Linked DNA regions of Homo sapiens: region 1 is linked to region 2. The links are chromatin contacts, found by Hi-C or POLR2A ChIA-PET in ENCODE. All regions are on one chromosome and are shown on one strand. The core of a region is the stretch at or near the end of the contact, and the rest is flanking DNA. Distances in the headings are between cores, read along the strand shown.

Evidence for each region. Hi-C counts contacts between places; a loop is a spot of excess contacts on that map. ChIA-PET counts read pairs that join two places held with the same protein, here RNA polymerase II (POLR2A). Pooled maps may share reads with other maps.
Region 1: a pooled map shows a loop between it and region 2 (2.8-fold over the local background). The contact joins two enhancer-like sites. A Hi-C loop is called at or near these places in 3 of 168 maps with a recorded cell type or tissue (Calu3, MCF 10A and PC-3), 3 of 37 single-sample maps with no recorded cell type and 9 of 50 pooled maps. POLR2A ChIA-PET finds 5 or more read pairs at or near these places in 1 of 52 experiments (BJ).

What each region holds. Positions count from the first base shown.
Region 1 is chr1:202,502,006-202,507,167 of GRCh38, reverse strand. The region is part of intron 18 of PPP1R12B (protein phosphatase 1 regulatory subunit 12B); the gene reads right to left. Among named protein-coding and RNA genes, the nearest start is that of PPP1R12B, 160 kb to the right of the region's middle. Within about 2 kb of position 1,572, at least 19 of the 41 ENCODE cell types and tissues checked have a DNase peak (open chromatin) inside an H3K27ac peak, as active enhancers do.
Region 2 is chr1:202,458,185-202,463,016 of GRCh38, reverse strand. The region is part of intron 13 of PPP1R12B (protein phosphatase 1 regulatory subunit 12B); the gene reads right to left. Among named protein-coding and RNA genes, the nearest start is that of PPP1R12B, 110 kb to the right of the region's middle. RefSeq lists a silencer at 2,882-3,176. Within about 2 kb of position 3,038, at least 4 of the 41 ENCODE cell types and tissues checked have a DNase peak (open chromatin) inside an H3K27ac peak, as active enhancers do.

The DNA.
Region 1 (5,162 bases), core at 323-2,822, 46 kb before region 2:
AATAAAACTAAGAGCAGTTTCTCCTCATTTACATGGTGGTTGAATTTTTAGAACTGTCTTCCTCCCCACTGCCCCTCAAAAATGAGCTTAAACATAAAATCAAGTTTGGTTTTAGACTCAGATAACTGATAGGTTTTCATCTATGACTGTCAAGGGAGACAGTCAAAAGTCAAGCAAGCTTCAGGATACTTGTTTGATATGGGGCATTTTAGGATATCTAGCATCTCTCACCCTTTCCACTTAATGCATGCAGAACATCCCCCATCGCTGTATTCCCTGAAAGTAGCCCTATGAATTTTTACAAACTCCTTTAGCAATTCTCCTGCTGCTTTTGAGAGCTACCACTTTATATTTTTCTATACTTCATGAATTTTCTTTAATGAAATTTACTATCTTTTATAAACATTTTTTTTAAAAAGCTCCAGCAGAGTTTTAAGCTCATCTCTGTTCCTATAATAAAAAGACATAAGGTCACAAGTCACTAACACAAACTAATATCTTGAAAGCAATTGGAGGCAGAAGAAGAAATCAAAAAAAGAAAAGGTCAAGAAGTTAACTATACTATCCTTAGTAGCTGGATAAACCTTTCACATCTTTGGATGAGATGCATGAGAGAAGTCCAAACAGATACCTCAAAGATCAATTTATTCTATCTTAAAAAAGATTTATGATTAAAGCAGAATTCACTGATGTAATGGGACACTAGGTCCAAAAATTACAGGGTCTCAAAGGAATACATGTGAGCTTTGATTACTGAGATTTCCTGGGCAACAGCACGACCTAAAATTAATAGAGTCCATAAAAGGAAGATGCCAAAAGAAACTTTGTTCTTAAGATGGTTTATACAGCTTGGGCTACAGCAAGACACAACCCATATATAGAAAATCACAGCATCTGCAGTATTTTAAGAAACTATAGTTGCAAAGCAAGAGCAAATGTACAGTGAGAGGAAAGATCCTTCGAGGCCAATGTGGAGTCAACCACTAGAGAAGATTCCTCAGTGCATGCTGGATAACAGGCAGCTTCCCACATACAGAGTTGGTTGGCTGCCATTTCTCAGTCTCTATCTTTTTCCCTGGGACTGCGCATCGTCATCAATTGCAGAAATCCAGGACAGCTTGCTTTTCTACACGTGGAATGCCTGCCAATTCCCAGAGGCTGGCTACCACAGGACTGTTTATAACAGCCATTGCTTATCAAGTTTACCCTTACTTTTATATCCTTATGAACATTATCATGTTATCAAATTTCTCAGACTTTTCAAAACCCTTTCATTCTGGGGACGAGCTATCTTTCCCTTTTAAAAAAAAAAATCTGCCTAAACAGGTTAAGAGGAGAAAAATCTATATTTTATTATCTCTTTAAGTCTGTTAAAAGCAACAGAGGCTTGCTTAAAAAATAGATTTTGGTTGTTATGTAATATACTGCAAAAAAAAATATTACTTTACTACATAAATAACTATTAGATAGCTCACCTACCATGTCTTTAAACTTAGACAAACTGTTGTTCTAACTCCACAGCGCAATCTTGTCTGGGAAATACCTTACCATATTAGGCAATCGAGCCCCAGAGAGAGAGGAAAACAAAACAGACTTAGGATTTTACCTAAAAGGAGAATGGCAAAAATACTGACTGGTGGTGGAGAGTGGACAGAAAGTTGCTGGATACCCTCCAGCAGATAAAGTGGTTTCACAAGATTAAAAAATTCTGCTCGAGAGAAAGGATCCAGCAAATAGCCAGAAGCAACGCTGTGAAAAATTGGAGAAAAAGGGCTGCTATTTACTCAAAGGAAGAAGGTGGGAAAAAATAGTAAAGATCTCTGAAACTAGGACTGTTGGAAGCACTGGCAAAGAAGCATAAATGGGATGGGTTATTTAGGCATAAAAATGAAAGCCTGCTTGCTTGACAGAGAAGCTGCAGGGACTTGACTTGATCAGATGCTTAACAGGTTCCAAACACAATTTGAAACATTTAGTTCTTGTTCCTTTCCTTTCTACTCATTTCTTTCCCCCTACTTCAGCAATCTCCTTTAAACCTTATTCCTCAAAATTCTTCAGTTATGTGTCAGAACACATGTTGGAGTTATAGAAGATTTGGGGCTACTTCTGTGACTCTCCAAATAATCCATTCTTTAAGGATAAATTAATAACTTCAAAATCATGTGATCCTAAGGCCAATAAAAGTATTCCGAAAGCCTTACTCTCATCCAGATGTAGGAACTTGTAGATTTGGAAAATAATTTAAATGGATTGTAATCATCTCTATTTAAATGTATTAGCTCATTTTCATTTCACAACTCTAAGAGGTAGACTATTATTATCCCTACTTTACAGATGAGGAAACTGAGGCATACAAAGGTTAAATAACCTATCCAAAGTAGTTAAATGGTTAAGCTGGGGTTAAATGCAGGGAGTCTAGCTCCTGGGTGTGTCCTCTTAACTATTATGCTATATTATTTGTCATAACAGTATGTAATATGATATAAGAGATATAACAGATATAAAGATACAAATTTGGAAGGTAGTGCAACAGCTGTGCACTAGGACTACAACTATGTGACACTAGCAAGGTACTTAATCTCCTGGGCCTCAGCTGTTAACTTTAAAATGACAGTGTTAACTAGGTGACCTTTAAAGTATTTTTTAGCTTTAAATTTAGTCTGTAACTGTCATTCTAGCCACCCCAGAGAAATCAAATTTTAATATACAGTAACAACTTTTAGGTGTTGTTTTATTTCTAATAAAAGTTTTTCCAAGAGTCTTCTTTTTTTGGGGGGGACAGGGTCTCGCTCTGTTGCCCAGACTGATGTGCAGTGGTGCGATCTTGGCTCACTGCCACCTCCGCCTCCCGGGTTCAAGCGATTCTCATGCCTCAGCCTCCCGAGTAGCTGGGATTACAGGTGGGCGTCATCACACCCAGCTAATTTTTGTATTTTTAGTAGAGATGGGGTTTCACTGTTGACCAGGCTGGTCTCGAACTCCTGACCTCAAGTGGTCCATCTGCCTCGGCCTCCTAAAGTGCTGGGATTACACGCGTGAGCCACTACGGCCGGCCTCAAGAGTCTTCTTAACTGAAATTGAAGTGACATTTATTCAAAGATGTAATAGAGCTGAAGAAAATTTGGCAAAGGAGACCAAGAGGTAAGTTAACAGATCATTTGCAGACATGGTAATTAATAGAATCCCTCTGATGTAGTAAGAAGAGTCTTATGACATCCCTGGACTTCAAAGGCCTCTAGACAAGGTTGCAGAAAGGAAGCAATTTCTAGCTCAAAAGACACCAGAAGATGCCCTGGAATGTCCAGGTCTCCTATACCATTGCATGGTCCATTTATAAACAGACTGAGCAGATTTCATGGGAAATAGCCCTTGAAAAAAAAAAAAAGGTAAAATAAGAACAATGATAAAACTGCCTATTGTTCCATGTGTTTTGTTTGATTTCGTTTTGGAAAAAGGGGGAAACTGCATCCATATTCTCAGGGTCAGGTACCAGGATTGCTCAGTTTCCTTTGCTGATTCTTCCCCTTCTCCTCAATTTGAATTTCGGAGTGCTCCAGGGCTCTTTCGGCCTCTTCTCTGTCTACATTCATTCTCTTCGTGGTCACATTCAATCTCATGGTTTTAAAATCCAATCTTTAGGTTTACTGATATCCAAGATGTAGTTCCAGCTTGGCCCTTAAACCTGAATTGCAGATTCCTACATCTAACTGTCCTCTTGACATTTCCATGTAGAAATATGTCAATCAGACCTATTAGATTTAACAATTCTAAAACCAAAACCAAATGTCTACTTTTCCCCCACCAAATGTATTCTGTATTCTTCCTGTAGTATTCTCCATCTCAATTAATAAAATTCCATGCTTTTAGTTGCCTTAGCTAAAAAGTCTTAGTGTCAACCTTGACCTTCTGTTTTCTCACCTGATATCCAAGAAAACAGCAAATCTCATTGGTTCTAACTTCAAAATATATCCTGAATATGACAACTTCTCAGCATCTTTACTGCCTGCTATTATCCTGGTACAAACCACCGTCAGTTTTCTCCTGGATTACTGTATTATAATGGCCTCCTAACTGATGTCCCTGCTTCCACCAATGTCCTCCCAGAGTACATTCTCTAAAATAGCAGGCAGTAATCCTTTAAAATATAAATATAATCATGTCACTCTTGTGCTCAAAACTACAAAAGCCAAAGTTCTTATAATAACTTATCAGTCGATGCCATTTGGCCTGCTTGCACATTCCACTGTAGCCACATTGATTTTTTTTAACCTGTCCTCAAGCATGCCAGACACCTATCTTAGGGTCTTTGCAATTGCTATTCCCTCTGTCCATAACACTCTACCCCTACATATCCACATAGTTTCCCACCTTGCTTCCTTTAAGACTAGGCTTAAATCATATTTTCTCAGTAAGGCCTATCCTGACCACCCTACTTATAATGTCAACCTCCTTCCATGTTGGCACTTCTGATTCCTCCTTAGCCTACTCTATATGGTTTTTCCATAGCACGTATCACCTTTTAACATAGTATTTACTTTATATATTTATTTTGTCTGTCTCCCCCACTAGAATGTAAATTCCGTAAGAGCAGGGCTGTTTGTTCATTGTTGCATCCCCAGAATCTAGAAAAGTGCTTGATCATAATCGGCGCTTAAAAGCACTTGTTGAATTAAGATGCTTACAAAAGTGAAGGCAGGACAAAATGGAAAATGCATTTAGTGGCTTCTGGTATATTTCTATTTATTTCTATGGCATTTATTTTCTGTTAAAGTTCAAAACTCAGCTCTGCTAGCAAATTCCAATTGTGTTCTTTCATGTAGTTTGAAAACCTTGCATTTAATAGCTTAACTCTTTTAGAAGACTTTTACCAACAGATCTCTCCACGAGCATACCCCCAGTTATCTAAGGCAGGTACCTTGATATCTATAATTTAGTAACTCTTTAACACTATCTCCTTTACCAATCAGTTTTGAGGGATGACTAGTAATCCAGACCTACTGATTGCATTCTGGATGGGGACAGCTACATTGCTAACTTTGAGGGTAAGGTTTCAGTGATTTTGTTCAGATTGAGTGCCACCTGATTTATCTAAAAGCAATAGAGATTCTAGGGGAAAAGAAAAGTATGAAAAGTCTTACTTCCTGACATACATAACTACCCAC
Region 2 (4,832 bases), core at 1,789-4,288:
CTAACAAACTATGGCAGAGGCTTGTCTCAATTCCCCAGAACACCCAGATCAACTTCCTGTGCCTCTGATTTCCATAAAACCAGGAATGGCAAGGAACTCTATTGCCAGATCAAATCATTCCAGGTGAAAGCAGGTCAAGCTATCTCAGACACACCTTGCCACACACTTGTGCAGCAACTTTCCCAGAAGCCCAATTTTCAACAAACAGGTGGCCACTCCTCTGACTGTCCTTCTCTAAACACTGGAGCCCATTTTATGAGATTGTACCAGCAACTGTCCTTTTCTAACATGGGAAAATCAACTGATAAAAAACAAGGGAGGGTTGAATGAGGGCTGAAAATTTTGGTCCCTCCTACATGTCACCAATATTCACAGCTCTGAAAAATGAACCACTTTATCAGAAGGAGATTAACCGCAAAAACATGGCTGATAAGGGCTTTTAGTAGCAGGTGTTGGGTGACTGTCTTCACTCTGAAGTGGCTGGGAACTGGGATAGAACTATCAGAGGTTCTGCTACATAAGGAAATGGATTCTTGTCCTTTCTTCTAAATGCACGTGTCCTGAGGGGGAGGGGGAAACACTTTAAGCTTCCACTCCTGAACTGTTAAGTGGTGGGCTGAGAAACGCATGACAAATGCCCTTATCTCTGGAAAATGAAGTGAGATGGTGTTGGCAACAGCCGTGTTTAGCAACAGAAATACGGAAAAAAGAAAATAGACTCTTTTATTCAAGGCTCTAAATCTCATTGCTTTAACTCTTAGTAGACACCATCTAGGCCTCCCTTCCCAGAACTGTTTGGTGGAGATTAACAGTACTAATGTTATTTTTAAACAGCTTTATTGAGACATAATTCACATGCCCATTAGGTGTACCATTTAAAGATTTTTAGTATATTCAGATTTATGCAATCGTCACTATAACCGATTTTAAAACATGCTCACCTTAGTATCAAAAATATCCACTACTGCATAGTATTGAGTGTACTTGTTTGCAAAACAACAGAAATTGACCTCACTTAGGCAGGAAAGGAATCTGTGGGAGGGAATTACTAATATTTTTAGCATAAAGAATATCACTGGGATAGGAGGCCCAGGCTCAAACTTTCCTGCAAGGGTCAACTGCTACCATTATCACATTCAGCTCACTAGCTCTTGCCTCATATAAATGTTCAAATGCTTAGATTCCTGGACACTGCTTGGTGAGGGGAGAAAAGGCATAAGAAGGTACCTGTGTATGGCTGCCACTTACTTTGTCACCACAATGGAGATTTTCCCTTAGGGCTGCAGAAAATAATGTATAACATTATAAATAATTGGTAAGGACATCAGAGGCAGGACAAGTGAGCTTAAATTTAAAAATTAAGTCTCCTAAACTTGAGATATGGAATCCCTATAGCATGTAGGGTTTAAAAATTAAACATCCCTAAAATCTAAAATGGTATTAATATTTAGCATTTTAGGGTGGATCTTATTTCCAAATGTATTAGCTCTGGAAAAGCTAGGAATGGATCTTAATGAAAGTCAAAAAAGCATTTCACTGGTAATGACATAAATAATTGTCATATATATCTCTAAATTGTTTTGTAGTTTGCAAAACACTTTCACATAGTCTGTCTCATTTGATCCTCACAATAGCTCCATGAGATAGATTTGGGAAAATCTAGGTTACTCGTAAATTATTTCTAATCCTCAAATACATGCAAACAAGGTAAGCATTATCCCTTTTTTACATATGAGGAAAGAGTCAGAAACGGAACTTGATTTATTTAACCAAAATCACACATATAAAAGGCCGAACTGGACTATTCTTTTTTTTTTTTTTTTAAAGAGATGGGGATCTCACTATATTGCCCAGGCTGGTCTTGAGCTCCTGGCATCAAGTGATCCTTCTGCCTCAGCCTCTCAAGTAGCTGGGATTACAGGTGTCAGCCACCATGCCCCATTTGAACTGGAACTCTTAAATCAATCCTGTGCATTTCCCACTAAGTCTAGCCATTCACAGTTATCTAGGGGTAGCCTCATCTCTCAGGCAGCAACATATCATCACTATTATTTCAAAGAGACATATTCTGAAAAAAAATTACATAGAGGTGCCATATGACACTGAAAGCAGTTTGTTTGTAAGGCATATTCAGCCTGGTGAAGCCTCTTGTCATTTTGCTACCTAAGGATTAGGGCCAAAGCACTAAAAGAATCACCTTTTTTCTTTCTATTCCAGAATTGTTCAGAGTCCCACAGCATAATCCTAATTCTATAAGCAATCCAGAGACCTCCAGAATTGTAATATAGTAGAAAATGTACCCACTGCTACATATGTTTCACTCTCTTCTTGTTCAATATTCATACTTAGGAAGAGAGAGCTTATTTCTATCAGTAGAGAAAAAACTTGGTAATGGCAGCATGGCCGCAGACTTTTAGATAACTAATCACTTTAGAACAAAACTGGAGAAAGATTGGAGTCGTTTGTGGAACCTCTTTGAGTACCTTTTTGAATTGACAACTGCCAGTCTTTAGCTTGGACACAGGGGAACAAATCAAATGACTTTTAAAAACCATAACTCAGAGTTTAAATTCTTGGTTTAAATTTTGAACATTCCAAAGATGATGCCAAATTAATCTGCTGACAGCTTCACATTAGTAGGTATAACTACCTAGCTTATAAAGACCCCAAGGGACTGAAGAAGGTCCATAAGTGTGGTATATATGACTCAGCCAGTACTCACTGTATCTTGACCAAGCAAAGCAGAGTCATATGTAATGTGAGCTATTTGGGAAAGACAATTTTAGCTTATTGTGGAGAAAAACTATTTTTAACCATTTCTACAAAGAAAAGAAAGAGCACAATTAAAAAAGAGGTAAAATTCAGGGTTGGGTGAGAGAGAAAAAGCTAAAGGAAAAACAAAAGAATCAAAGTCAGACACTATTAGACTCTAATATTAGCAATGGGAATTGTTTACATTTTGTTGCTAAGGAAAACTTGGAGCTTTGGAAAATGAACCCAACCACTACCCTATTGTGACAGCTGCTGCCTGGCCCTGGTATTTCTGCAGAGCTATCTGCCAACAGCTTGCCACTTGCCATTTCTGTCCTGTCAAATCAGTCCCTTTATAATCAGATGACCTTGTTGGTTTCTATAGTTCTCACAAGCAATCCAAAGACTGAATGGCAGTTATCAGAAAGCCCTAAAGATAGAGACTGTTGCATTCTGAGCTGTGGACTGGCCCCTGAGTCAAAACCTTTATTCTGAATGGATAATACTTAAATTCAATAGAAGAAATGGTCAGTAAATTCAATGAGGAGGAAAAGAAGGCCTAGGTGATGGTCTCTACTGTGCCTCTGACTCAGAGTGTCATATTAAGCAAATGACTCTATGCTCTTAGGGCCTCAGCATTCCCATTTGTAAAATAGGGAGCATATTGTTCTATTCCTTTCCATCTTATAAAGAGAATACATTCAAGCACACTTGAGCTTTTCAGGGGGGAAAAAAAGGAACTTCACAAATCCAAGATTATGCCCTTCTCAAAAAGGAATAAACTGTTTTACAAGTTCTGTACTGTGTATGCAAAACCATAAATTATCTAGAATCCTGCAAACCTTGAATCTCTATTATATTTACTCTTCAACGATCACAGCCTTCTTCACAGACTTACATTATAAGAAAGACTGTTGTCCCTATAATTAATATTCCTTCATGCCCTCCTGCTCCCTCTGCCCCATAATAACAGTAATCCTTTATCATTCTGGAACTTTGGAAAATACAGAAAAAATAAAAATAAAAAGTATCCATAATACACCCAAAAATCCAATATTAACATTTCCATGTTTATTACTATTTGGCATCATAATGTATTCTTTTATATCTAGCTTTGCTCATTTAGCAACATATCTGTAGTTAAACTGAGTAAAGAACTGTTAGCACAAGGGTGTAAAGCTGAGACTGATCATTGGCCAATTGGTATGCACATACCCACTTATCCCCTCTTAAGATAAAACATTCTCAGAAAAGGAGAGCCAGCTGTGCAATTTAATGGTAAAACCCACTCCCCAACTGAAGTGCTTTAATTACACTGCAAATGGAGATTATTTCTGAGAGAGAACCTTCTACTACTTTGGTCTTGCTGTGGCCAGTTTTAAAGCCCCATTTATCCCAATGCTCACTAATTGTTTGAAATTGGACCTGTGAACACAGGCTTCAGGCTTTTATCAAGGTTTCCCAGTAGGAGTCAAAATGCTTCCACAATGAGCTGATTACAGAGAAAGCTGCAGCTTCAAGAGTAGAATTAGCATCCAGCATGCTCTTTCAGAAGGAAAATTTAGCTGTTTTCAAAACATCTGATTTTTTTTTCTTTCAGTTTATGCTTGTCTAGCCAGAGAAACTAAATGGCTTTAATTCTGTAAAGGCTTAAATGATATGTTTTATTTGATCAAGTCATTCCCCTGCTGGAAATCCCTCAATTGTATTCCATAGCTTTGAGACTAGAAATTCAAATTTCTTAGCATAGTACAGACAAAAATCTACATGATTTGGTTCCTGCCTACCTCTCTAGCTTGACAATTTCCAAAGTTTCTCCAGTGGAATACCAGTCTTGGGTTTCTTTGAAAAACAAAACAAAACTACTAGATGGACTCAGAAATTTGGAAAATGCTGCAAATTCCCTAACCACTCCCACGTCCCACTCTCCCCATTCCCCAGAGAGGAATGACCCTAAGAAAGCTTTTGAGTGATCCTATTTATTCCCTCAATTGTATTCCATAGCTTTGAGACTAGAAATTCAAATTTCTTAGCATAGTACAGACAAAAATCTACATGATTTGGTTCCTGCCTACCTCTCT